2 separate regions of the Homo sapiens genome follow, and region 2 is linked to region 1. A link is a contact called in ENCODE Hi-C or POLR2A ChIA-PET data. All regions are on one chromosome and are shown on one strand. The core of a region is the stretch at or near the end of the contact, and the rest is flanking DNA. Distances in the headings are between cores, read along the strand shown. Region 1 has its middle 24 kb from the start of EDN1. Region 2 has its middle 74 kb from the start of EDN1.

Region 1 (2,700 bases), core at 50-2,549:
TCATCTACAAGCCTGAACTGAGAGTCTTAGAGACTTTCAGGCCAGAAGGTACTAAGAGGTTTGTCAAGTCACAGACTGAAGAAAATATTTGCAATACATATATCTGATAAAAGACTGGGCATCTCTCTGGAATATCAGTTTCTAAGAAATGGTGCTAACACATCCTTATAATAAATCAGAAAAACGGTGCCTGGTAACTCAGGTTTCCACATGCAACTCCTTTCATTACTGGAAATAAAAATTGTTTTACTTTGACCAAAGTAGATGATGTCTTCCAGTATAAAAAAAAAAAAAACACTCCTCCCCAGCATCAACCTACCTCTGTTGTTTTTGTACATGAATATGTTATTAGCAGCAATGACAGACGGCTAACATCTGAGTCCAGCCACTTGACAATCATTCGAAGTCAGCAGGAACAGACGTGCTGAAATAAAAAAAGACGAGATGAAGTGCTCTACCTAGGGAACACCGCCTTGCAATATATACGTGTCACTGACCTCTACTTAGGAATGTGAGTGCAAATTGTCCTCTGGCTATGGGCAACAACATAAGCCACGAAATGAAAGAGCTCCAAATAAATTAAAATGATAAATTTAGCGATTTAGTGTGAACATAAAAAGCTTTACAACTTCACGAATTAAAAAAACAGTTTCAATGTTAGAAGTCAAGAGAGCAGCTCCCTTTAGGGGGTGGGGTGGTAGTGGGCAGAGGAGAGCCTGGGGGACTTCTGTCTTCTGTTTCTTGGTCTGGGTGCTGAGAACATAGGCGTGTTCACTTTGGAGGAATGCTCCAAGCTGCACATCAAGATATATGCTCTTTCCCGTATGTGTTATGTTTCAAAAAAGCTTACCCCTTCCTCCTCTCAAAAAGCATTTTTTCCCTTTCATTTTTTTATTTCTTCTTCTTCTTCTCTCTCTCTCTTTTTTTTTAACTAGATACACGCTGAACAAACAAAATATGCAAAGAATAATAGTTTGAAGGGGTGCCAGCATGCTAGCGTGCCTCTGGAAGCGTACATGCCTTGGTCTGGACTGGGCATCAGATGTGCATTTTCACTTGATGTAATTCATTTCCTTGTTCCATGACCCAGCTTTCCTCTTTGGGGTAAAGGCCCGTCCAGCATTTTTCTTGGACAAGGTCTCCACCTTTGCTGCATCCAGGGAGACTCCTTCAGTGCCACGGTCCTGCCTCAGGTTAGTTTCCTTGTACGTGTTGCCTGGCTTTGTCAGGTCTTAATGCCATCCTGAAGCTGGTAAAATGAGCCAAGTGACTTCATCTCTCATGGCACACCTTGAGGACATTACTTGGGCACAAGCCAATTCACTGCTCACAGCCCGAGAGACATTTTTTTCCCATGAGCTAGCTCCTCTCCTCCTCTCTCACAAATAACTTCCTCTATGGGAAAGGACACATCAGAGAACAAGGAGCATTGTAACGGGTGAGAAATATGCTTGACATGGGGAAGGAGATGCCGTCCTCACTCCCTCCTTCCCCACCCTCCCACACTCATCTGTCAACTCTAATTTCTCACTAATGCTTGGGTTTCACTCTAAGCTCCCTTTGCTTGCTCGTGCCCACCAACAGAAATATCCAGGAAAAGAAAGAGCATCAGGAATGACTGGCCTGTGTGCAAGCAATTCCTTGTTGTTGCTGACTGCCTTCTGCAGCTTGGCGAATTTGACTCTTGGAATGCACGGACAGAAGTAGCATTTTTCTCTCCACCAGAAGTCTGACACTGACCATGTCAATGAGCGTCAATTGGCAGTACGTGTGTGTTGGTTGACCCTTTACATCAAGACCAAGCTAAGCATTTGCTTTCCTTTGGTCAATTCCACTGGTCCTTCCTTTTGGTCAATCCCATCGCTCTCTGACCCAGGGCCAGAGGAACATAGCATTTCTCCTAACTTGGACAATGTTGCAACACCAAAAAGGCTTGTACTGAAGTACGGAGGAGGTAGATGTGAAGAGTCATCCTTTTGTCAGATTGCAAAGGTGTTGCAGCCCATTAGTTTCAGGATGTTTTTATTTTGTTCCCTTCCAGTAAATGTTTTCAGAGATTTTGCCTCGGGTTTTTAAAGATGTTTTATAAGTTATGGGTCTCTTTAAAATTTTTAATCATCTTAATGAGGTATAATTTATATACAATAAAATGCCTAGACAGTGATCCCATTTGATGGATTTTACAATTATATATACCCATCCAAACCAAGATAGAAAACACCTCCTTCACCCAGAAAACCCCTCATTTCCTTTTCCAGTCAGTTCCCTCACACACACTCACTCCTGCCCTACCCCCAGCCCCACTAGAGCCTAGGAGAAGTCACTGTTCTGATTTCTTTCACCATAAGTTAGCTTTGCTTCTATAAAATGTAGCACCTCAGTATATATTCTTTTAGGTCTTGCTAATTTTGCTCAACATAATGTTTTTGAGATTTGTTCATGTTATTGCCTTTGTCAGCAGTTTGTTCTACTTTATTGCTGAGTAATATTCCATTGTACAAATATATGACAATACATTTATCAATTCTCCTGTATGAGTACAATGGAATTGTTTCTATTTGGAGCTGTTACTAAGAGTGCTGTGAGCACTCTTGTAAAAGTCTTTTTTATGTTCTTTTTTTCCATTTCTCTTGCATAAATATCTGAGAGTAGAATTGCGGGGCCATAAGTAGGTTTATGGTTAACTTTATATGAAAGTTC
Region 2 (2,857 bases), core at 283-2,782, 50 kb after region 1:
TGGACCAGTATGGCAGCAGTAGAGCTAGCAGAGACCAAGGATTGATTGATGATATAGAACAAGCTGCTGCCCAGTCTGGTCTCAAATACCGGTCCACAGCCTGCATGTGGCCCAGGATGGCTTTGAATGCAGCCCAACACAAATTCATAAGCTTTCTTAAAATATTATGGGATGTTTTTGTGATTTTTAAAAACTCTTCAGCCATTGTTAGTGTGTTTATGAGTGACCAGAGACAATGCTTATTCCAATGTGGCCCAGGGAAGCCAAAAGATTGGATACTCTTGATACAGAGTGTGAGAGAAAGAGGGGCAAGGGTGGCTGAGTTTGCAGTTCTGTGCACCTGGAGCAATGAGTTGCTCTTTACTTGCATGACAAGAACGAACAGAGGCAGCTATAGCCAGGAAGTACAGGAGAACAGAAGTGGATATGTTAGGCTGAGATTCTTAGTAGCTACCCAAATAGGGATGTTGAGTAGGCAGTTGGATACTTAAGTTCTGATATAGACTAGAAGTCCAGGCCGTAGATGTAAATTTGGGATTATTCTGCATACATATATATGTCATTAGCTAGAACTTTGTCATGTAGTCAGGCCATCTACAGCTGCAAAGAAGGCAGAAAAGGAGAATATGTACCATCTCCAACTTCCATCGAGAAAGGCAGCAGACAGAAAAGGATGGGAAGGTCTGCTGGGTCATTCAACCAACAATGTCTGTATTACCTAACTTCTCAGCTCTTCCTGTACAAAATAAGAATAATAAAGTCTACTTTATATGATTATGGTCAAAATTACATGAGATAAGCTATAGAAACAGGCCAGGAGCCATGGCTCACGCCTATAATCCCAACACGTTGGGAGGCCGAGATAGGCAGATCACCTAAGGTTAAGAGTTCGAGACCAACCTGACCAACATGGTGAAACCCTGTTGCTACTAAAAATACAAAATTAGCGGGGCGTGGTGGCACATGCCTGTAATCCCAGCTACTCTGGAGGCTGAGGCAGGAGAATTGCTTGAACCCAGGAGGTAGAGGTTGCAGTGAATGGAGATCACACCATTGCACTCCAGCCTGGGCAACAAGAGTGAAACTCCATCTCAAAAAAAAAAAAAAAAAAAAAAAAATAGGAAAGAAACATAGCTCCTGTTATAATAGGACCTTTAAATATAGAAGTTCCCCTTTCTTTCCTTTCTGTGACCTGAGATGTCATGGAAAGTCCTTCATTAGCTCACCCCATATATTTATTTTTGGACTTCCTCATTGAACAAAATGATGACACTGCTATTTTTATAATCACTACTGCCGCAAAAAACAGGAACTTTTTCTTGTCCCCCAAAACCACAGATTTTCCAGAGCCTCACTGGTCAAGCTGGGCTCTTGCTTCTCAGTCCCACTTTCTTCTTATCTCAGGGGTTCTGTTTTTAATTTGACATTTCAGTTTCTGTGCATAACCATGGTAGAAGGATTTCCAGATTCTTGGTAATCATTAACCAACTCAAGACAGGCATAGCCCTGCCCTGCCTCCCCCTCAGCTGAGGCCTTGCTGGAGAATGTCTGGGAAGGGCATTCACAGAGCACGGAGACGTCCAAAGCCGCATGGAGGGTGCCTGGTGAAAGGCCAAGTGGGGGCCGAGTGTGGCCATGCCATGGGACAAGGTTGAAGAGAGCCTAATGGCATCTGAGGAAAAAGAACTCTAAGGAAGCTATTCTTGGGGAAACGGAACATTCACCCCCAAATCTGGCCAAGCACTGTGCAGTAGACTTCTTAGGCTCCTTCTCAGCCTTATCGTTGACTCGATATTTACTTTACCCTCCCTTCCCCCTGTGCAGGGAGAAGGCCGAGACGTTTATGCCTATAGAGCGGGCCATAAAATCTTGACTCTTAGATAATATCATTTTATCATTCTTTGTAGTAGGAAAACAATAAATATTTTAAAATATGTTTGTCTGTGTTTTCAGACTTAGTGGCCAACCTGTGTGTGTGTGTGTGTGTGTGTGTGTCTGTGTGTGTGTGTGTGTGAGAGAGAGACAGAGAGAGAGAGAAAGAGAGAGAGAGAAAGAGAGAAAGAGAGAGAGAGTCTGCTAGGCCTGCCATAACAAAATACCAGACTGGGTGTCCTATATAACAGAAATTTATCTTATAGTTCTGGAGGCTGGAAGTTCAAGATCAAGGTGTTGGCAGGTTTGGTTTTTCCTGGGGCCTCTCTCCTTGGCTTGTAGATGCCGTCTTCTCCTGTGTCCTCACAGGGTCTTCCCTCTGTGTGTGTCTGTGTCTTACATCTCTTGTTCTTATAAGGAGATCAATTGTTGTGGATTTGGACCCACACATATGGCCTCATTTTACCTTAATTACCTCTTTACAGATTCTTTCTCCAAATACAGTCACATTCTGAGGTACTGAGCATTAGAACTTCAATATATGAATTTTAGAGGGACACAGTTTAGCCCACAACAGTGTGTGTGTGTGTGTGTGTGTATGTAACAGTGTATATACACACACATATACATACACGTAACATATATACAGACATATATAGTCACACACATATGCAGACACACACACACTGTTATGTGTGTGTATATATACAGTTATATACAGTATGTAAAAACCCATACTATATATAAAATATATATTATGTAGATTTTTATGTATACTTCTTATTACACACACATCCACACAATTCTGAGATACTGTCCAATTGTGCTTGAAACTTCCTCCTGTCTGCCTTGGGTAGCTTTCCCCATAAAGTAGACCTCACATTTCTCTGCTCTTCCGGACACTTGTTGTCTGCATTAGTTAATCTTTGCAAATTTCTCTGCAGGGCAGGCTCCCTTAACCTTCTAACCTCACCATGACTGTTAA

What was found. Hi-C counts contacts between places; a loop is a spot of excess contacts on that map. ChIA-PET counts read pairs that join two places held with the same protein, here RNA polymerase II (POLR2A). Pooled maps may share reads with other maps.
Region 2: a map of Calu3 shows a loop between it and region 1 (10-fold over the local background). The contact joins two enhancer-like sites. A Hi-C loop is called at or near these places in 3 of 168 maps with a recorded cell type or tissue (Calu3, MCF 10A and mammary epithelial cell), 1 of 37 single-sample maps with no recorded cell type and 3 of 50 pooled maps. POLR2A ChIA-PET finds 5 or more read pairs at or near these places in 9 of 52 experiments (A549, BJ, GM12878 and 6 more).

What each region holds. Positions count from the first base shown.
Region 1 is chr6:12,313,037-12,315,736 of GRCh38, forward strand. No RefSeq gene overlaps it. Among named protein-coding and RNA genes, the nearest start is that of EDN1, 24 kb to the left of the region's middle. Within about 2 kb of position 1,300, at least 9 of the 41 ENCODE cell types and tissues checked have a DNase peak (open chromatin) inside an H3K27ac peak, as active enhancers do.
Region 2 is chr6:12,362,524-12,365,380 of GRCh38, forward strand. No RefSeq gene overlaps it. Among named protein-coding and RNA genes, the nearest start is that of EDN1, 74 kb to the left of the region's middle. RefSeq lists an enhancer at 1,093-1,412. Within about 2 kb of position 1,533, at least 10 of the 41 ENCODE cell types and tissues checked have a DNase peak (open chromatin) inside an H3K27ac peak, as active enhancers do.